Linked DNA regions of Homo sapiens: all the other regions are linked to region 1. The links are chromatin contacts, found by Hi-C or POLR2A ChIA-PET in ENCODE. All regions are on one chromosome and are shown on one strand. The core of a region is the stretch at or near the end of the contact, and the rest is flanking DNA. Distances in the headings are between cores, read along the strand shown. Region 1 holds the start of FNDC3A (fibronectin type III domain containing 3A). Region 2 holds the start of WDFY2 (WD repeat and FYVE domain containing 2). Region 3 overlaps TMEM272 (transmembrane protein 272). Region 4 holds the start of ZC3H13 (zinc finger CCCH-type containing 13). Region 5 holds the start of RUBCNL (rubicon like autophagy enhancer). Region 6 holds the start of DHRS12 (dehydrogenase/reductase 12). Region 7 overlaps LCP1 (lymphocyte cytosolic protein 1).

Region 1 (2,878 bases), core at 353-2,852:
TGACACAAGATGACAAGAGTTAGTAAATACGCAAAAACTAAATATTTATCCAAACATAAGATCAGAACCACAAAACTCAATTCGTTTCTGCCTAACATATGGCTCAAACTCCTGAGTGGCGTATGTTTAGTACTGGAGCTGGTAACAGCATGGTGATAAAATATTATAGTAAGAGTTCAACTGTTATTTCATTCCTACAATACAGAAGCATACACACTTTGGTTTCAAGAACTAAAAAACACAGACCACAGTAAGAAGCAAAATAATTACGTTGTTCGGTTTTAAAAACCCATAGTGAACACATAATGATTATACCGCAAAAAGAAAAAAAAAATCTCATCAGCCTGCGACTCTTATTTAATAGATGGTCAGACACAAAGGTGTCCAAAGGAACTTACGTAAAATCTCACAAAAGAAAATCTCGAATTCACAATCTCTAGCACCCCCAGCAAATCATCGCATTCCACCCTCTAAAATATCCCAAGGCTTGTAACGCTAACAGTTGAATAAAAGAACAATTAACGACCACATCCATTAAAACAGTCCCTCTTCTGCTCGCAATCTGACAGCGAAATTATCTGTTCATTTTCCTTTACCTAACACATGACGTCGTTTCCAAAGCCGTGTCAAAAGTTCGAAGATCCAGGTTGTTAAAACCGGGCGAGGACTGCAGCCTCGAGTCCACCTCCCGACTGAACAGGTGGTTAACTCGCCCGGGGAGAGGAACTGCCAGGTACTGGAAGCAGCCACGCAGGATCAAACAGAGGGCGGGTTTTCGAGGTTTTAACCCCAAGATGAGCGGGGAAAACTCTCTTCAGAAAAGCGTTCAAGTTCGGCGGCTGCCGGGCGGCCAAAGCCGAAGGCGCCGCGGGTGCTGGGCGATCCTCTCAGGAGGATTCCGCCCCAGCCCCCGCCCCCGCCCCCGCCCCCGAGCCCTCCGGAGCTACGCGGCTCGCCGCGGGGAGGAGGCGGGGGACAGAGAGAAGGGCCGCCCGCGCACCAGCGCCACCTCCCTCGGGCTAGATGCCGCCTCCTCTTGGGCTGGATGGCGCCCCCGGCCGCGCCCCCGCAAGCGTGTCCTGGCTAGGCTCGGCCCCGGCAGGTGCCCGACTAGTAGACCGGTCCTGTCCCCGGCCCCACTGCCCCTCTGCACCTCTGCCCACAGCGCGCCCACAGAAGGGGGTGGTCCGCGCCCCTCGACGGGGCCGAGCCCTGGAGAGTGCCCCGGCCCTCAGTCCCAGCCTAACGGTTTCCGCGGCGCCTCCTCCGGGGCGGGACGGGGTTGGGACGGCTCGGTGTCCCCCGCCTTTCGCGGAGGGAGTGCCCGCGCTCTCACCTCCGAGTCACGCCGTTCTGAGGCAGAAGGCGGCTCCTCTGGCGCCTCTTCTTAGGGTTCCTGATCGTTGTCTCTCTACCTCAGCTGCAGAGTCAGCTCTCAGGGCCGCCGCGGCCGCCGGCGCGCTGACTGTTGGGGTTGTTTCCTGGCAGTGACGCCGCCGCCTCAGCCCCGCTCTTCGCTCCCTCTCCGCGTAGCTCCCGCTTTCTGTTTCACCCGAGGGACCACGAACGCCGCCGCCGCCATGCTTACTACGGAGCCGGGAGGAGGAGCCCGAAGTCGGCGCGCCGAGTGCGGCTGCGCGGGCCCCGCCGACGGAGCCCGCGGCCGGGACCCCGAACCCCCGCCTCGAGCCCGCCGCGCCGGGGCTCTCTCACCGGAACGCGAGTCCCCGCGGGGCCACCGGCGCGTGGCGGCTGAGCGGCCGCGTTTGGCTCCCGGAGCGCCCACACCCTCTCGGGCTTCCGGCTTTCTCCCGAGGCCCGGCTGCGCCTGGCTTGTGGTAGCATCCGCTGTGGCCAGGCTCGGAGCTACACTCAGGAAAAGTGGAGTTAATGGAGGTTCCTAGAGACACTCACACAATTCTCAATCCACATTTCAAAAGGCTCCCCTGAGACGCACCCTGTCGGCCCCTTTCCGAAAGCACGCGAACTTAAGGCTGGCAGGTGCTTTAAAAGACACTCCTCCCAAGGACTAGGAAGCCTCTGAAATGGGCTTGGAAGTTTCTAATCCCAAAGACTTCGAACCCAGGATCTGGATAGCAAGCAAAAATATTTAGATATTTACTCAGTTGAAAACGTGGGGGGTGGCTTCGTGGTCTCTTCGCCAGCCAAATCGCGTGGAAAACCACGACCTCAATTTTTACAACAGCACGAAGACTTACAAGTGAGCGTAGCAGCGACTTCCTGGAACCTCAAACAATGTGGGACGCTGCAATAATGCCTGAGGGCTTTTGACTTACAGTTGCCGCCGGAGACCTGGGGAGGGGGTAGTACTTGGGCCGGTGAGTCCAGCCTCAGGAACTGTCCTTTCAAAAATGGTGATGGATGTAACAAGTTGCATGTCTGGGCTTTATTTCAGTGTATTAATTGTGCGATCTTTTAAAATAGCTGTATTTTTAAAACTGTTTTACAGAAATCTCTTTAAAATGTGATTATTCTCTATATTCTTAAAGAATACAATGGCTAATTAAATCCTTTGTTGATAACTGACTCTCAAACCGATATCTTGGCCATACGTTTAAGTCCCAGAGGATTGCTGCGGTGTATAGAATCCCTACTTTGGTGCTCTCTTTTTTTCCCTCTTTGGAATGTTCTCATCACCTCTTCTAAAATCCTTCACTGCTTTTCATCTCCTCATCTGCCTCTATCCACTCTGATCCTTCCTCTTATTCTTTCTGCTTTACTGTTTATTTTTCATTCTTCTCTCCTTTCTCGGCTGGTTTTCTCTGCGGCTCCAGGTGAAGATTGATGGGATGTTTATGTCCACAGCCAGCTAATGAGAGGTTTCTTTTCTTCTGGTTGTAAATAGGGCAGTGGTATC
Region 2 (2,714 bases), core at 116-2,615, 2.6 Mb before region 1:
TCAATTTTGAGTCACCAAGAAAGGATACTTTACCTCTGCATGATTTGAACTTATATTAAGAAAACCTACTTACTGTAAAATCCCCGTGTTATGTACCTCTACAGTGTTCTTTTGTAAGAATGCTTATATAGATTTTACCAAAGAAACAATTTCAGATAAATTATCATAATACTATCTTCAAGCAACATTACTCTAGAAATTAGCTTCATCAGCTTTATTCCTGCATATTCAAGGAAATTCAGTTAAAGCGAAAACGCAAAACAGAGAGAGTATTTGAAGGCAGAACAACTAGTTCCACTTCTGCATATTAAGCAAAATTAAGCAAAAATAAAGGAAACAGGCAAAGGGAAGGAACTCAAGAGCTATTTGCAGCAGTGATCCGTTACAAGTTCTACGCGCTTCTCCTCGAGCTCCAAGAGATAAGGAGGGGAAAGGAAAGAAGGCACCACGCAGAAGCCTAAACTTACTCTTGGTACAACTTAGAATATTCACTGAATTCAGCCTAAGATGTCTGGGTTATCTGGATTCAGTAGGAATGTCTGGGAAGAAGGAGTGGCATTTGCTTTCTCCGTTTGAAACCCTGGGAGCTGTACGAGAGTACCCCAAACCCCTTGGTTATCTTGCAGAGGCGGCTCAGGGCATCGTTCCCCAAGCACACACCTGCAAAGCCGGGCGGCTCCTCCCCTCTTTCCCTCCTGTCCTCAGGGATGGACCAAAGTCCCTCCAGCGCACCGTTAGCCCGAGGGCCACCCGGCTCCCGCAGGCACTACCCAGCCCGGGGTGAAGCCGGAGCGCTCGCCGCCGTCCCGGCTCCGCTTCCCGGAGCCACACAGCGGAGGCGGCGCGCAGCTGAACACCGGCACCACCAGGATGCGCATTACAATAAAACTTGGGGGAGCAAGTCTACACTCGCGCCGACGTGAAGGCACAGCCCCTGACGCGGGCTCGAGGGCCGTCGGCCCGTCCCGCCCCTCCTCGCGGCCGAATGGCAGTAGTCCATACCTGTCCTCGGAGACGCTGATGACGCCCTCCTCTTTGGGCACGATCACGGCCATATTCACCACCTCCTGGGACCCCTCCATCCGCTGCAGCAGGATCGGCTTGCGGGTCAGAGGCTTGGGCTGGATCTCCGCCGCCATCGGAGGAGGGGGCGCGCCTGGGGCGCCGCCGCCAACCGCGCCGCGGGGCCGGGCTGAGGAGACTGCTGGAGCACGGACACAGGTTGAGACAGAGACTCTGGCTGGCCGGAGCGGAACGCCGGAAACCGGCGAGCATAGCCTGGCCGCCTCTCTCGGGAACGACTCCGCGCTCCCTGCTTCAGGCACCAAAACCGCCACGACCTGGGATGCAAGCCGGCGCCACTACAAGAGGAGGGGGCGGAGCGCCGGGGGGCGGAGCCTGTGTGGGCGGGGCCTGCCGCAGGGGGTAGCCGCTGGTGGGCGCGAGGGCGGCTCCACTTCCGGGAGGGTGGTGAAGGAGGAGGGGAAACCTGGAGCAGGAGGCGGGGATCTGGTATCCCAATGCGCGTGCGTCAGTCCCGCAAGCCCATTTTCACCCCTCCCCTCCGCGACTCCCCGGGCGCTGCAGCACCACTAGGACGCATGCGCTTTCCGTTCCTCGCGGTCTTCTCTCTGCCTTACACACCCAAGGGTTAGGCTCCTCCCTCTTTAACCTCCCGTGAACGCGCGTATACACACCCCTGGGGACGCGCTTGCCAGACGCCACGCCCCTTCGAAATTCCCTGAAAAGAGGGCGGAGGTGGGGCGGGGAAAGGAGCGCCTCAGCAAGACCGGAAAGAGAAGAGGCCTGCAGGAAGGAAAGCCGCCCAACTCGTTGGGACGTGACTTGGCATGCGCGCGGGCTACCTGGCCTAGCGGTCTTAACAATGAAGCGCGGCGGGAGGCCGCTTACTGCTCCCAACATGCACCAGGCCCAGGCTGCCGGAGGGAACCCAGTGGCCTCCTGGGAGTCGTAGTTTCTTGGAGCCTCCGCCCCCTTGTCCTGGAATGACCTATCGCCCACTTTCTGCGCTATGGGCCTGAGGAGCTCAGCGGCCTCCAGGGCCATTGGCCAAGTCAGGACCCAGACTTGCCTCTATGGGAACTGAGGGGCAGCCCCCAGCTGAGTAGGACGTCACCACTCCTAGGGTCAGACTGATGCTCGGAATAGTGGCACGGAAGGGACATGAAAAGGAGAGAATCTTTCATACAGACATCTTCAAGGGAGCTCAGAGAACATATGGGGTGTCTATCCCCTCGTTTTCTTAGATGGCTAAATTACACAGCCAAGGTTACTTTAGTGCAAAGTTAGGGCTAAACAACCCCTCCTTCCCTCCAGACTTGAACCCAGGCCCCTAGTGCTGGCTTCTTTCCATTTCCCCAGCAATCCAGCCTTTTTAGCTTGCTCCAGACACAACGGACAGAGTTACTGTAGTTACTGACTGAATGTTAGGTGCCTACCAGAAGGCCTGGCATGTGGGGTTGATCGTGAAGACTAAGCTCTGCTTTTTTATCTTGCCCAAATTCCTATCTAAGGGGTCTGGGGAGTCATGGCCTACAAAAACCATAAATTCTCATCAGATGGGTTTTGACCATGTAGGTCATGACTTACTTTCCAGTCTGACTCTGGCGTAACAAGGAAGAAAATCAAAATGTTTTACCCCAAATTATATTTCCTTGCCATGCCTTAAAATTGCCCTGCAAAGTCTCTTGTGG
Region 3 (2,700 bases), core at 53-2,552, 2.8 Mb before region 1:
CCTGGCTCTGCCGCTGTCCATGACCTTCATAGGTAAGCTGCCTTCCGAGCTGCTGGACGCCACAGGTCAGCCAGGTTGGGGCATGGACCCAAGGCATGTAATCTTTAAACATTAAATATGTGTTTAAGAAGAACTGGCCAGCCCGATGATTCCCAGACACCTATGTGCCATCTCAGAATGACTTGGTGAAGATTTAAAAAATACACATTCCTGGGCCCCGCCCTGGGAGATATCAGTGCAGTATATCTGGGTGGGGACAGACACTCTCTTTTAGAAATCTGTCCCCAGATGATTCTGATCCCTCCAGCCCAAGTTTGGAAGTGACTGGGCTAGAGGTTTCCCAAAGTCCCTTCCCAGTTCCTATGTTCCCTTGTGGAAGCAGGTTGCAAGCAATACAAAAAATGCACCTGGCGTTAGGTGATGTATGGGCACTCTATACATTTTTTTTTTTTTTTTTTTGCTGAATGAATGAGTAAATATTTCCATAAATCACGTATATTAAACAACCTCATAATCCAGAAGTGTGAGGTCTAGCGAAGGTCAGGGGAGGGGCAGGATGGGGGAAGCTCCTTAAGTAGCTAAAAATTGTTATCACGTGTCAGTGAAATTAATCTCATGCTCCTGAACATTGCTAATGGGAGCCCTGTGTACAGGACCTAGCTACCCCTATTTACCTAGAAGCCCAGCATGGCTGGGCATGGTGGCTCACGCCTGTAATCCCAGCAGTTAGTGGGGCTGAGGCGGGCCGATTGCTTGAGCCCAGGAGTTTGAGACTAGCCTGGGCAACATAGTGAGACCTTGTCTCTACCAAAAAATGCAAGTCTTGACTTAAAAATTAGCTGGGTGTGGTTGCGTGTGCCTGTAGTCCCAGCTACTCGGGGGACTGAGGTGGGATGATCGTGCCACTATACCTCCAGCCTGGGCAACAGGACTGAGACCCTGTCTCCAAAAAAAAAAAAAAACACAAAAACAAAAAAGAAGCAGCTCAGCAGGCCCAGTGTTCTAGGTCCAAGCTCACAGCATATTGGAGCAGAAAGTAAAAGAGCATAGGAGTTGTTGCAAAACAGCAACAACGAAACACCCAGTACCCTAATTGCTTAATGGGTAGGAGCCTTCCTTTTGAGGTGATGAAAATGTTTTCGAACTAGATGGAGGTGGTAGTTGCACAACACTGTGAATCCACTAAATGCCACTGAATTATTCACTTTAGAATGGTTTCTTTTGTTATGTAAGTTTCACCCTGCCACCCCTGCTAAAGCCACAATACTAAAAATGGAAACAAAAACAGTATCCTTAGATCTGTAAGACATGAAAGCTAACAGCCTGACAGGAAATAAAAAAGAAGATAAGATTTTAAGGTTTGCAGAGAACTGAAACAGCCAAGTAGTCTGGGGCCATTTAGTGTAAGAGTGAACAATTCAATCACTTCAGCAGGCCCTGGTGCTGTGATTATTACAGTGCAATTCAAAAATTAACACTTATTATATGGCTCTGTTCTTCCAAGAAGAGTTCACAAGATGTTAGGCATGCCCTGCTTATGAAGTCGGGGGTACTCTCCAGAGGGCATTCTATGCAAAATCTGTAAGGTAAGAGAACCCTAGCCTTTGGACCCTGTGGTTAGTTACCTTTCTTTTTGCTTTCTTTTGAGACAGGGTCTCACTCTGTCGCCCAGGCCGGAGTGCAGTGGAGCGATCTCGGCTCACCGCACCCTCTGCCTACCCGGCTCAAGTGATTCTTGTGCCTCAGCCTCCTTAGTAGCTGGGATTACAGGCGCCCACCACCATGCCTGGCTAATTTATATATTTTTAGTAGAGACAGGGTTTCACCACGTTGGCCAGGCTGGTCTTGAACTCCTGACCTCAAGTGATCTGCCCGCCTCGGCCTCCCAAAGCGCTGGGATGACAGGCATGAGCCACCGCGCCCAGCCAGTTATCTTTCAAATGAACTTAACTGCAACAATTCATCCACCAATAAGGCTGCATAAAAGAGACAAGACCCCACAAGCCAATTCCCATGGATATTATATTAAAATCACCACATCCACTGCGGAAAGAGGGTTTTGGAGGTGTTATTGCTTCTAGAGCAATATTGGTTATAGAGTTTGTGTTTGGGGTGATGAAAACATTTTGGAAATAGATAGTGGTGATGGTTGCACAAGATGATGCATGTAATTATGCCGATGAATTGTACACTTAAATATGGTTAAAATGGCAATTTTTGTTGAGATATTTTATCACAATAACAAATATTTTAAAAATCACTACATTTGGTAGTTGTTATCAACTGAACTAGGGAGAGATCTAAAACCAAAAAGAATAATCGTGATACTGCAGATCAGACAAGAAAGAAAATCTAGAGTTAAGGTAGGTCCTAAGAAGTACATGAGAACACAGGGGGAAAGATGGCTTTTATTAAATTTATTAGGATCGTTTTAAGCCATCTGTGCACTGATTGACTCTCCTGTGAACAGCAGCTGTTTTTATTCATTGGGAATGAGCAGATATCTAAGCCATTACTCAATGTTCATTTCACAGCTGGCTTTTGAATTGAAAGGCAGTCCATGTCCAACAAATTTGGCACCAAGTACTTAAAGGTCTTTGTGTGAAAAGGCTGTGTTGAGACTTGGAAAGTATTTCCATTTAATAACAAATTCACCTAAACATCAGAGATAACTAAAAGACAAGCCTCCATAGGTTGATG
Region 4 (2,700 bases), core at 165-2,664, 2.9 Mb after region 1:
AAATTATCAGAATTCATAATTCCTATTGATGGTATGGGAAGGGGAAATGGGCAAATTCATACCCTGCTTGTGGAAGTATAAATGAATTCAGTTCTTTTGACGTCCATTTGGGAACATGCCGTAATTGCAAAAAGTACAGAGCCTTAGACTAGCAAATCTATTCTAGGGAAGAATATTCTAAAGAGACAAAGAAGCAATTATGTATAAACAAGGGTACTCATTGTAAAGTTGTTTATATTAGTTAAAAACTGAAAAAAATCTAAAGGTATACAAACAAATAAACATTTAAATCAAACAATTCCCAGTTTGTAAATTAATTTGAAACGTCTGTATTTCAACAATTTCTTTCTTCTTCTTTTAGACCTAGCTCCTGGAGGTGGGGACGATTGGATCTATGATTTGGGCATCAAATATTCGTTTACAATTGAACTTCGAGATACGGGCACATACGGATTCTTGCTGCCGGAGCGTTACATCAAACCCACCTGTAGAGAAGCTTTTGCCGCTGTCTCTAAAATAGCTTGGCATGTCATTAGGAATGTTTAATGCCCCTGATTTTATCATTCTGCTTCCGTATTTTAATTTACTGATTCCAGCAAGACCAAATCATTGTATCAAATTATTTTTAAGTTTTATCCGTAGTTTTGATAAAAGATTTTCCTATTCCTTGGTTCTGTCAGAGAACCTAATAAGTGCTACTTTGCCATTAAGGCAGACTAGGGTTCATGTCTTTTTACCCTTTAAAAAAAATTGTAAAAGTCTAGTTACCTACTTTTTCTTTGATTTTCGACGTTTGACTAGCCATCTCAAGCAAGTTTCGACGTTTGACTAGCCATCTCAAGCAAGTTTAATCAATGATCATCTCACGCTGATCATTGGATCCTACTCAACAAAAGGAAGGGTGGTCAGAAGTACATTAAAGATTTCTGCTCCAAATTTTCAATAAATTTCTGCTTGTGCCTTTAGAAATACAACCATGCATTCCGTTTGCTCCACGGTAATTAGGCGATGGCCCAGAAAGGGGAGGGGTGTCAAAAACGACAAACATAGCCTCTCATTCCAGCTCAGCTGCTCAATAAACACTGTTGAACGAATGAATGAGTGGCTCTAGGTACTGTCAACAAATGCCGCATTTTGCGCATTTACAACAGCTGTTTATGGTAAGGAATTATGTAATAAAAAGAGAAAACTCACTTAAATTCACTTTTAATTGGGAATTTTAGTTCTCCCGGGCTCCCAGTTTCCTTTCCTAGGATCTCTCACAGAGCACAGATTCGATTTCCAAGTCCCGCCGCACTCTTACCGCTCGCATGGAACCTTACGCCTAGAGGGCGTGTCCACGAAGGGTGGTGTCTGCGCACTGACGACTAATCTGACGGCCGGAAGCTGCCTGGGTCTACAGAGGAACAGGGCAAACCTCTGACTTCCGGCGGCATTTTGAGGCGGTCCTCCTAGCGGCCTGGTAGTGTTTTTGTTGCCTTTTCTTAATCTACAATCTCTTCGTTATTTTTCTTCCTGCGACCCAGTTTCGCTTGACCCTGGAGAGGCGGCGGGCGGGTTGGTTCTGCTTCTCAGCCATCCCGGGGGCTCCTCGCTAGCCAAGAGCCGGTTCCCGGGAGCCGCGCGCGCATCGCTTTCTCCTCGTCGTCGTCCTCCTGGGTCCAGGCGCGGGGACAGAGTCGCCTCCCCCGCTCCTCGGAGCGGCGGCGGCGGTGGTGCCTCCGGACTGCACTTGCGAAGGGAGCTTGGGGAGGAAGTAAGCGTTCTGTGAATTGGTGTGGGTATCTGGGGAAGGCATTGAGCGGACCCGTAATGCGGAGGCCCGGGTTACCCCCCCCCGTCTTTGCTTGAGTCACTGGGATTTTGAGCTTTCCTTGAGCATCCCACCCTTAACTCTGCAATAGCCCCCTGTGCTCAGGCGTAATTTCTCACTCTGATTATGATTCTGGCATTTGTCTAAGGGCGATAAGTAGACTCAGACAATAGGCTGTACCCCTCGTTACCATTTGATGTAAGCACGGGAACCCTTGTATGGTGTTCGTATTTGTGTGCGATGGAAGGGTGCAGCAATTTGGGCTTAAATTTAGAATCTTCCTCTATACTCATTCCAGATCTGTTAGAGAAAAACATCTTACTTGTGATTGGTCTTGTTTTTTTTTTTTTCCCTCAGCAGTGATAACGATTTAGGTCCTGGGAATTGAGTGCTACTTTATCTTCACAAGCCTTAGGTAGGTAGTTTTGGCAACTGTCAGAAACGGGGGAAAGTGGAATAGAAAGAAGAGAGTCTGTTTGGCGGCATTATCTCTCTGTAATAGGCTAACGCAATTTATGTGGTTTGAAAATTATTTAGAGTTGATAATACTTGAATTATGTTGGTAAGATGTTGTTTGTGAAGGGTAGTCTTAAGGTATTTGGTTATACTATGGGGCTTTCAGGTAATTCGAACTACTTTGAAAATTATGGGAGTATGAAGTCTCTTAAGATTTTTGGATTTTTAAAGTAGTTTTAAAAATTTGGAAAACATCTTTACACCTCAAGTTTTCGAAGTCCGCGATACCGTTGGAGAATAAATACTTATGCAGTTCAGTCTATGGGTATATGGTGCCAGTTAGCGGGGTCTAGTTCTGTAACATTTGAAATTACTGGCTTTAGTACAATATATTGGAGCGTTTTGTGAATACAATCTATAGATTTTCAAAT
Region 5 (2,700 bases), core at 140-2,639, 2.6 Mb after region 1:
GGCAGCTCAGAGGTCCTTCCCCGGGAGAAGTCAGGGCACCGCGAGAGAGAGCTTAGCTTCCTTCCTTCCTCCATCCCTCCCTCCCTTCCTTCTGGGACTTAGGTTCCTTCCTTCCTTCCTTCCTTTCTACTTTTCTTTCCTTCCTTCCTTCCTTGGCTTTGGTTCCTTCCTTCCTTCTACCTTCCTTCCTTCCTTCTTTCCTTCCTTCCTGGGCTTAGGTTCCTTCCTTCCTTGGCTTAGATTCCTTCCTTCCTTCGCCCTTCCTTCCTTCCTTTCTTTGCTTTCCTTCCTTCCTTCCTTCCTTGGCTTAGGTTCCTTCCTTCCTTCCTTCCTTCTTCCCTCCCTCCCTCCCTTGGGTTCCTTCCTGCCTGCCTGCCTGCCTTCCTCCCTCCCTCCCTCCTTCCCTTCTTCTCCTTTCTGTTTTTTTTTTTTTTTTTTTTTGACAGTCTTGCTCTGTCGCCCAGGCTGGAGTGCAATGGCGCGATCTCGGCTTACTGCAACCTCCGCCTCCCGGGTTGCTCCTGCTTCAGCCTCCCTAGTAGCCGGCATAACAGGCACCCGCCACCACGCTCGGCTAATTTTTATATTTTTAGTAGAGACAGGCTTTCACCATGTTGGCCAGGCTGGTCTCGAACTCCTAACCTCAAGTGATCCATCCGACTTGGCCTCCCAAAGTAGGTGCTGGGATCACAGGCTTGAACCACCGCACCCGGCCAGAGCTTAGGTTTCTATTCGTGACAACTTTCTGTATTGGTTGGCAGGTTCTCCTAGCACCACCATGATCTCAGGACTAACCACTGCACACCCGTGATGGGATTCCAAACCTTCGCTGCAAGAGGACAAGGTGACGAGTTGCTGACAGTGAAGGCTAAACTAACGCGGACAGTGAAGTGCTACATGAGTCGGACTCAGACTCCAGGTGAAGCAGCCAGCAGAGGTCAGAGAGAGACAGCTCACGTTCCGGGTAAGTTGCAGGTCGATTTCAGGGCCGACTCATCCAGATTACTCATTCTTCATTTCAGGCAATTGTATGACTGCTAAATACTGCTGCTGGGGGCATCTGGGGTTGGGAAGTCATTTCTGCCAGGTCTTTGACCCCTGAAAGCGTCGTTGCGTCTCGCGCCGCGGGTAGGCAGGGCGGGATTTCTAGGAGGACCGGCAGAGGCGCGCATAGGTGCGTGGTGCTGGGCCCGGGCGCCGCGGCACCGGTGTAGGAGCGCGCATCTCCAGAGTTTCTTCCATCTGGGCGACGTCTCGGTGCCTGCGGCGGGAACGGCGCTTTGCTTCCCTGAGGAGCTTCTAGAGAGCTACGGTGGCCCCCGTGTGGGAGGCGGGGGGCGTGGCGGCGTCGGGGCGTCGCTGTCCCCTCCTCGGTAGCTCTCCTCCCTCCCCTTTCTGCTGTTACCGGGAGCGCGGTGGCCACGGAACGCTGCCCGGAGCCGCGCGAGGGAGGACCCGACGCGCGGCGTTTACCCAGCGCAGCGTTCCACCGCTCGGGTTTGGCTGGGTGAGGCTGGCGGGGCCGGGGGCGAGATGGGAGCGGCGCGGGGTGGAGAGGGTGGTTGGAGAAAGGGAAGGGAGGGCCGCGGGAGAGGTTGGATGGTGGAAGTGGCGCCAGAGAGGTTTGTGCCCAGCAGAGACACCCAGGTATCTTAGGGTCGCTCAGAGCAGTGTCGGGGACCCCTTGGAGACAGTAGGAAGGGGCTCCTCGCGGGGTGGCGGATTTCTATCCGGTTGACTTTGTAGAGTGAGGTTGACCCTGTGTTCGGCTTGGGCCGGGAAGGGCGCAGAAGCGGGACCTCAGGACACTTTTACGCAGGGCGATTCTCAGAGACTACAAAGCCTGCGCCCTGCGTCCTCCCAGGCGCAGTGTTCTGGGATCAGTGTCTTTTCTCTGTTTTCGTCCTCAACACAGCCAAAGTCGTGGATATGTGGTGACAGAAAAACATTTGGCTACATAACTGAGCTAGGCTGGAGTGTGAAATCGCGGCGTGTTATTTGGTCCGGGCGCCCTACATAGCAACCCCCACTCTTCTCGCCCCCAACCCCCCGCCACGCCGGACACGGTCAGGCGGGCGTTCCCCCAACCCGCCCCTTGTGAAGTCCACCTGCTGAGACTGATACAGATCCCCTGCGAACTTGATGCTGTCCGCTTGGAAAACGTGGAGAACTTTCAGAGGAGGGGTTATTTCGCCTTGAGTGAAAATTAAGACTCAAAGGAAAAGGTATACTCAAGAGCTGCCCTTACTGGGTTATTTCTGTGGAATTTGGAAGGATCTTTGAATTGAAGATGTGGTGGGAGCGCGCAGAGAACAGAGAATCCGTAAGCTTGAGTTTCTTAGACCCAGTTTCTTAAAGCCAAAGTAGCGGGGAGATCTTGGCAAGTCAAGAAACCTTCTTGAACTTCAGTTCCCTTGCCTCAGGGGGAGAATACTCCAGCCATACCCCACTGTGTGGTTTAGAAGGTTAATGGCCTGGAGGGAGGGAAGTGTTTTGAAGCCTATAAAGTATCCTGTGAAGGTATCACCACATTGCTGCCCACTGAAACACTGCCGGCCGCCGACAGAACTTTGTTTGGAGCCGAGTTAAGACAGCATCTTTATGGCAGTGCTGGGGTTTTCGTGATTACCGGTCCAGAGTGTCAGGACACCTCTGTTTCTCAAACCCCAGTTTCTGCACTGCCACATGAAACTGCTCATT
Region 6 (2,874 bases), core at 308-2,807, 2.8 Mb before region 1:
GCATGGCTGTAAGCGCAGGGGAAAAAGGAATGAGAAGAAAACTTAAGGAGGGAAACCAACACTTCTGATCACTTTGTATGAAACTAAGCTCTTTATAATGAATGCCTTTAATCACAACCACCCCACGAGGTGCGCATATTCATTCCCATTTTACATATTAAGAAACCAAGACTGAGGGTGTATGCAGCATGCTCAGGTTCACCTGGCTAATGCAGAGAGCTGGGTTTGCAGCCACACTTTTACTTCAAGGGGCTGCTGACACCCTCCAAGAGACTTGGTGGTTCAAAACTATTTCTCATCCCCTCTCTGCGAGCCAAAAGCCTATTTCCTGAGGTGTTCAGAGAGATTCAGAGCAGATTGACACCTTTTCCATCACTGACACAAAGAGGAGGGTATAAAAAACAGTATGTAGCCCTGGGGATCTAAAATATTTTCCCAGCCAAATCGGACAGGCATTGAAAGTCACACAGGCTGGGGTGGTTTTACAAAATGCCACTTGTTTAAATTTCCTTTCATCACTCTGTCAGGAATAACAGCAACGTAGTGGAGCCTCAGAGTCCTGTTGAGAGGGGCGAGCTGTTCCGGGGAAATTTATTTCAAAAGTTATTCTGAAGTAAAAACTTGCCCACTGTGGAGTGAGGTTGGACAGTGATCCTATATCCTAGGTAATGAGGCTATTAAAGCAGCTGGTCTCTTCAGCTTATGTAAGTGGGGCCCAGTCTCTGGGCGACTTGGGTAAACCGGTATAGAATTTAACAGGGTGACTAGGAGTGACAGCAGCAGTAAGACCCCCATTTCTAATGTGGCGTTAGGGCTGGAGGTTAGATGTGGACAGGGGTGTCTGAGTCCTACATAATGGGGCTGGATGACTAGTCTGAGATCTGGGTTCACGCAGCAACCACACTCTTTTTTACTCACACTGTTCATCTGGGCTTGGGTGGAAAGAGGCTGATGAGGATTTGGGGGAAATCAAGGGGCTCTCCCTGGCATTGCATGAAGTCGCAGAACCAGTGGCAAAAGTCCAACTTTGGAGACAATTACTTCTCGGGTGGGAGCCCCAGCCCTGCCTCTTGCCTGCGATGTCGCCAATCTGACTGCGCTTGCTGGAGACGGGAAATGTGGCACGGCACTGCATCCCCCAACACGTGTAGAAACTTAGAGAATGCCAGTTATTAAAATAACCCTTATGATAACACCAATTCGATGCAGAAGTCTTTTAAATATCATAAGCCTCGTCGTTTTATTCCACATGGTTTTCTAGGTAACCAAATTCTAGGAGGTGCGTTGCAGGGCCATCTTCGCATCCCGGCCATGCCCAGCAGGACGGTGTTCTCTAAACGGCGCTGATGCCCGATTTCGACCCCGAGGAGACTGCGGACCTCGACTGCGGCCCCCACCAGGGCCGGTCCGCCCTCACTCCACCCTCTGAGGCTGGGGCGGAGTCGACCGGCCGGCCCCGAGACCCCTTGCCTTACCGGTGGAGCAAGGAACCGGAAGCCGCGGCTCTTACATAACCGGGATGATGTCAGGGCGGGCGACTCCCGGGGGGCGGGACCAGGGCGGAGGCCGCGCCGGGAGCGCGGTGGGGCTAGGCGTGGGGCGCTCCCGGCATGTCCCTGTACCGCAGCGTCGTGTGGTTCGCCAAGGGGCTGCGCGAGTACACCAAGTAAGGCGGCGCGGCGGGGCGCGGGGCCCCGGGCTGTCACGTGGCCCGCCTCGGCGCGGGCGAGCAGGGTTGGCGGGGACGCGCCCGCGGCTCCTTCGCCCTCTCGCTGGGCCGACTAAGCGTGTCCAGAACGACGGGTGCGCCCGCCGTCTAGCGACCCACGGCTGGGCGTGGGGCAGTCGCCAGACTCCAGCCGCTCAATGCCCGCGACCGAGACTGGCGCCCGAGGGGCGGGGCTGTGGCGCGCCCAAGCCCAGGGCCGTCCCACTGACGTCAGGCGGCCCCGGCGCCAAGGAGCCTCTTGGGCGGCACCTCGGCGCCCCGCTGGGTGTGCTCGTGGAAGTGTCTTCGTGGTGCTGCTGGCGGCGTCAGATAGGGCTGGATCTAAATCGCTAGCTAAGGCTCTGTCCTAGTGCCTTTGGGTGTGTTTCCTTTAAAAAGATGCAGCACCTGGACTGCGACCTTTGGCTCCAGCTGGAACTTTCCAGCCAGTGTGTGCTTCTGGGGAACGGTGCGTGGTGGTTTCGTCGCCCCGTGACCACGCTCAGTGTGCCCTAGTTGGCTCTCCACCTCATTGTGGTTTTAAGAGGTGACAGGTTCCTGTGACGGAGGAGAGATGGAGGTTTTCTCTTAGAATTGATTAGGCTAACCGCTGGTTCTCAACCCTGTCTGCACATCAGAATCACTGGGCGAGAATTAAAAGTACCCAGTTTTCAGGCCCCATCCCTACAGATTCTGATTTAGTGGATCTGCACAGGGGCCTGGACTGGCATTTCATCCAAATGCCCCAGGTGATTCTCACCTCTGAGAGGCTTCTCCCTGCACTGGGGCTTTATCAGTTCCCACGGCAACCTGGCCAGCACTCCTAGGGGAGGTAGGAGTTGCAACTCCCTGCTCTTCACCCCACATCGTTTTGGAGAAGGTTCAGCTCTGTCTCAGGAGCCCCTGCTGCAGAGAATGGTGGGGAGTGTAGTCGTGAGCCCTGTCCCACAGTTTTTAGGGGAATACAGTGGCAGCCTCTTTCTTTCAAAGGGGTGTCCTCTGGCAATGACCATTAATTGCTGGATCTTTCCACATTACACAGCATGAAAGCTTAAGTCAGTTTCCAACCAGGGGTGGGCCCCAAGGAAAGCAGACTGTAAAAATTTCTCCCAGGACTCTTTCGCTCTGATTTCCCCACCTTGAGGGAAGGTAGAAGTGAGGCCAAG
Region 7 (2,801 bases), core at 140-2,639, 2.8 Mb after region 1:
CAGACAGAATCGCTTTTGCGGCTGGCAAGGTAGGGCTAGGCAGCAGGCACAGGTGCCATTTCACAGACTACCTCGGGCCAGCAGCTGCCCTTTAGACACCAAATTAACTCACCAAAGTTGTCTTTCCAGCAAAGTGGTTTAATGTGAATTTGAAGCATTTAGTAGCCTTGTTTTGGGTGTCTGTACCTTTCAGTGGATGGGATTGTCTAAGTATGTACACAAGAATATTATTGTTAAATTCCTCAAAGAAGGTGATAGGGGACTTTTCAAGTCCTGTATACCATTAGGTTATGGATTGTTTTGTTCATGTACACAGCTCATTTACTGAGTACCTCACATGGGCCAGACACTAATCTGCTAGGAGAGATGAATGGTAACAGGGACCACACTACAGAGATCTGGACCAAAGCTCAGAGGAAGGGCTCACTGATTCTCCCCAGCCTCCAGAACAGGATGCCTGAAACCATGATGATTGTTGCGATAAGTCTGAGGGTGTCATTTTATTATTGATCTATGAATTTGGCTGTCTTGTCTTTTGAACATTTCATCTCGTGGTGAGTTGTTTTAATTGGGTTTGCTCTTTGGTTGCTAAGGAAATTTGGAGGGCCTTAGTGCAAGGTCAAGAATCAATGTACAACAAGGTGTGGTGGTGCACGCCTGTAGTCCTAGCTACTTGGGAGGCTGAGGCAGGAGGGTGGCTTGAGTCCAGGAGTTCTGGGCTGTAGTGTGCCATGTCAATTGGGTGTCAGCACTAAGTTTGGCATCAATATGGGAGCAGGGGACCACTAGGTTGTTTAAGGAGGAGTGGGTGCACTGGCTCACACCAGAAATGGAGCAGGTCAAAACTCCTGTGCTGATCAGTAGTGGGATCACACCTGTGAAGAGCCACTGCACTCCTGCCTAGGCAACATAGTGAGATCTGTCTCTTTAAGGAAAAAAAATAGAATAAATGTATAGAGACAAATGCAGGGGGTAAGAATCATCGTGACCTAGAAGATGCCAGTGTACACAATATTTGTATGTGATTTGGCACATGTTAATTGCAGCCTAAACCTGAACAGTGCCTTTGCCATACCTAGAAAAATTCCCCTTCATGTACAAGAAACATACATGAAATTATATTCGTAAGACATTTGAAATCTTGGGGGATTGTTCTTACTATATGTGAAGAAGGTCTTAATTAAAGAGAAGAGTCCTATCTTAGGGTTTAAAACTTATTAAAGAGGAAAGAAGAGAAATAAGGAGGCCTGGACTCTGGTCCCAGCCACACCTCCAATAAGCTCTGTGATGTTAGGCATGTCCTTTAACTTGGGTGTCATTTCATGCCTCTGTGACAGGGGAGTGGCCAGATAGATCATCTCTAAGATCCCTCCACCTCTACATTCTATGACTGCTATTCTTACTACATTCATTCTATAAGGAAGTTGGCATAGACCCAGAAGATAGCAAAGAAAACTATGAAAGATTTGGAGAATAAGCCCTAAAAAAGCAGGTTACAAGAATATAAAGAGACCAAGGCATGTGATGGAATCTTTATGAATTGAACAGCTCCTGTTATTTCCTCTGAGAATAGCCCAAGAGAGACCTTCAATCGTATCAGAAAAGATTTAGGTTACAAAGTAGGGATATGAGACACCAGAGAGGTTGTAGGATTTCCTTATTTGGATATTTTTAACAAAATAGTAGATGACTCTCTTTCTGGGACAGTTTGAGTACCGTCTTGCCTAGAAACTAGGAGTGAACTGGATCAACGTGTCTTAAGCTGTGTGTGGTAACATCCCATAAAACAGGTCTCACGTGCTGCTCTGGGAACTTCCCTGATCTGTGCGGGGGCAGTCCAGCAGCTAGGCAGCTGAGCAGAGCGCATCTGCCTGGGGCCAGTGAGGAGAATGCATCTAGACAGAGCTTTTCGTGCTGCTGAGGTAAGAGCAGGAACACAGCCCCCCAGCCCCCAGGAGCGAGGCTGGGCTGGGAGCTGCCCACTCCCTCACTTGCTCCATTTCACAGAAGGCACCTCCGAGCCAAAGCTACAGCTGCTGATGGCGCCAGCAGCTATTTCTCAGCTCATTTGCAATACTTTCTAATCTAGCTCTAATTTGTATGTATACTTGTCAGCTACTGCATAGAATTTTGGAACTTTTAACATAGAACGGACTCCGCTTCTCAATTTATGAATGAGAAAACTGAGTCCCATAGAGGCAAGATGGAGCCTAAAGTTACACAGCCTAGGTCTCCTGACTGCCAAGCTTGGCACTTCCTTCTATTTCCTGCCAGTTATTTCCATTTTGATTTCTTTGGAGATGTTCAAGTATATTAATTGTCTCAATATCTTAATTGCCTGGGCTGCTTTAGGTATTTTATATTTTTATTTTTTTGATAAGCCTCTGTGCTAATTTCTTACACTTATCTAGTTTTATTTTTCCCTCAGAGCCTTGTGTTTAACCTTTTCACTTGTTCGTTTTTGATCGTCAGAACTCTTTTCATTGCATTAACTATTTCACAGTAAATTAGCTGTAATCCATGTGCTGCATTTGAAACTTGATATTTAACTGTGGGCTTCATGCCTGAAGCCCCTCACCAACCCCCTAGCAGCCAGGGCAGTACTTTGCATACAGACACATATATGGAGTGAAAGAATGAATGAATGGCATTTGATATCAAGGTAATAGTGCAATCATGGTTAAACAGCTAGCCCATAATATTCAATTTATTGAAAAGATGCATTTGGGGTACTCTGAGCTTTCAGTAGGGGAAAGTCTGGATCTTAAATTGCTTCTGGTAGAATGTGGGCTAAAGGGTAG

Evidence for each region. A loop is a pair of places that touch in the nucleus more often than their neighbours do. ChIA-PET counts read pairs that join two places held with the same protein, here RNA polymerase II (POLR2A). Pooled maps may share reads with other maps.
Region 2: a loop to region 1 is called in a map of CD8-positive, alpha-beta T cell, with 14 times the contacts of the local background. The contact joins the promoter of WDFY2 here to the promoter of FNDC3A in region 1. A Hi-C loop is called at or near these places in 2 of 168 maps with a recorded cell type or tissue (CD8-positive, alpha-beta T cell and naive thymus-derived CD4-positive, alpha-beta T cell), 1 of 37 single-sample maps with no recorded cell type and 10 of 50 pooled maps.
Region 3: a loop to region 1 is called in a map of CD8-positive, alpha-beta T cell, with 7 times the contacts of the local background. The contact joins the enhancer-like site here to the promoter of FNDC3A in region 1. A Hi-C loop is called at or near these places in 1 of 168 maps with a recorded cell type or tissue (CD8-positive, alpha-beta T cell) and 6 of 50 pooled maps. POLR2A ChIA-PET finds 5 or more read pairs at or near these places in 1 of 52 experiments (CD4-positive, alpha-beta T cell).
Region 4: a loop to region 1 is called in a map of B cell, with 13 times the contacts of the local background. The contact joins the promoter of ZC3H13 here to the promoter of FNDC3A in region 1. A Hi-C loop is called at or near these places in 3 of 168 maps with a recorded cell type or tissue (B cell, CD8-positive, alpha-beta T cell and naive thymus-derived CD4-positive, alpha-beta T cell) and 9 of 50 pooled maps.
Region 5: a map of OCI-LY7 shows a loop between it and region 1 (6-fold over the local background). The contact joins the promoter of RUBCNL here to the promoter of FNDC3A in region 1. A Hi-C loop is called at or near these places in 1 of 168 maps with a recorded cell type or tissue (OCI-LY7), 3 of 37 single-sample maps with no recorded cell type and 4 of 50 pooled maps. POLR2A ChIA-PET finds 5 or more read pairs at or near these places in 1 of 52 experiments (OCI-LY7).
Region 6: a map of CD8-positive, alpha-beta T cell shows a loop between it and region 1 (14-fold over the local background). The contact joins the promoter of DHRS12 here to the promoter of FNDC3A in region 1. A Hi-C loop is called at or near these places in 2 of 168 maps with a recorded cell type or tissue (CD8-positive, alpha-beta T cell and sigmoid colon) and 12 of 50 pooled maps.
Region 7: a loop to region 1 is called in a map with no recorded cell type, with 5 times the contacts of the local background. The contact joins the enhancer-like site here to the promoter of FNDC3A in region 1. A Hi-C loop is called at or near these places in 1 of 37 single-sample maps with no recorded cell type and 4 of 50 pooled maps. POLR2A ChIA-PET finds 5 or more read pairs at or near these places in 1 of 52 experiments (GM12878).

The regions. Positions count from the first base shown.
Region 1 is chr13:48,974,636-48,977,513 of GRCh38, reverse strand. It overlaps FNDC3A (fibronectin type III domain containing 3A), which reads right to left and starts at 1,602. Exons shown (of 26, transcript NM_001079673.2): 1 at 1,337-1,602. RefSeq lists enhancers at 568-667, 828-1,447, 1,338-1,637, 1,448-2,067, 2,338-2,397 and silencers at 808-1,287, 1,618-1,887.
Region 2 is chr13:51,583,113-51,585,826 of GRCh38, reverse strand. It overlaps WDFY2 (WD repeat and FYVE domain containing 2), which reads right to left and starts at 1,365. Exons shown (of 12, transcript NM_052950.4): 1 at 1,003-1,365. The coding sequence starts at 1,139. RefSeq lists a silencer at 1,145-1,514 and enhancers at 1,655-1,934, 1,593-2,113.
Region 3 is chr13:51,823,898-51,826,597 of GRCh38, reverse strand. TMEM272 (transmembrane protein 272) reads left to right here. Exons shown (of 5, transcript NM_001351003.2): 3 at 1-32. Among named protein-coding and RNA genes, the nearest start is that of TMEM272, 20 kb to the left of the region's middle. Within about 2 kb of position 1,302, at least 14 of the 41 ENCODE cell types and tissues checked have a DNase peak (open chromatin) inside an H3K27ac peak, as active enhancers do; they include CD4-positive, alpha-beta T cell and CD8-positive, alpha-beta T cell, where a contact is called at or near this core.
Region 4 is chr13:46,051,460-46,054,159 of GRCh38, reverse strand. It overlaps ZC3H13 (zinc finger CCCH-type containing 13), which reads left to right and starts at 1,414. Exons shown (of 19, transcript NM_001330564.2): 1 at 1,414-1,756. It overlaps CPB2 (carboxypeptidase B2), which reads left to right. Exons shown (of 11, transcript NM_001872.5): 11 at 362-974. The coding sequence ends at 546. It overlaps CPB2-AS1 (CPB2 antisense RNA 1), which reads right to left and starts at 1,312. Exons shown (of 3, transcript NR_046227.1): 1 at 1,195-1,312. RefSeq lists enhancers at 1,249-1,448, 1,459-1,628, 1,158-1,693, 1,694-2,230.
Region 5 is chr13:46,385,941-46,388,640 of GRCh38, reverse strand. It overlaps RUBCNL (rubicon like autophagy enhancer), which reads left to right and starts at 1,389. Exons shown (of 15, transcript NM_025113.5): 1 at 1,389-1,507. RefSeq lists enhancers at 613-722, 743-842, 873-1,152, 1,533-1,622.
Region 6 is chr13:51,802,846-51,805,719 of GRCh38, reverse strand. DHRS12 (dehydrogenase/reductase 12) reads left to right here and starts at 1,557. Exons shown (of 9, transcript NM_001377533.1): 1 at 1,557-1,666. It overlaps LOC107984561 (a long non-coding RNA gene), which reads right to left and starts at 1,884. Exons shown (of 2, transcript XR_007063805.1): 1 at 919-1,884. RefSeq lists an enhancer at 677-806 and a silencer at 1,357-1,996.
Region 7 is chr13:46,167,584-46,170,384 of GRCh38, reverse strand. All of the region lies in intron 1 of LCP1 (lymphocyte cytosolic protein 1), which reads left to right. It also overlaps the pseudogene RN7SL288P. Among named protein-coding and RNA genes, the nearest start is that of LCP1, 13 kb to the left of the region's middle. Within about 2 kb of position 1,389, at least 11 of the 41 ENCODE cell types and tissues checked have a DNase peak (open chromatin) inside an H3K27ac peak, as active enhancers do.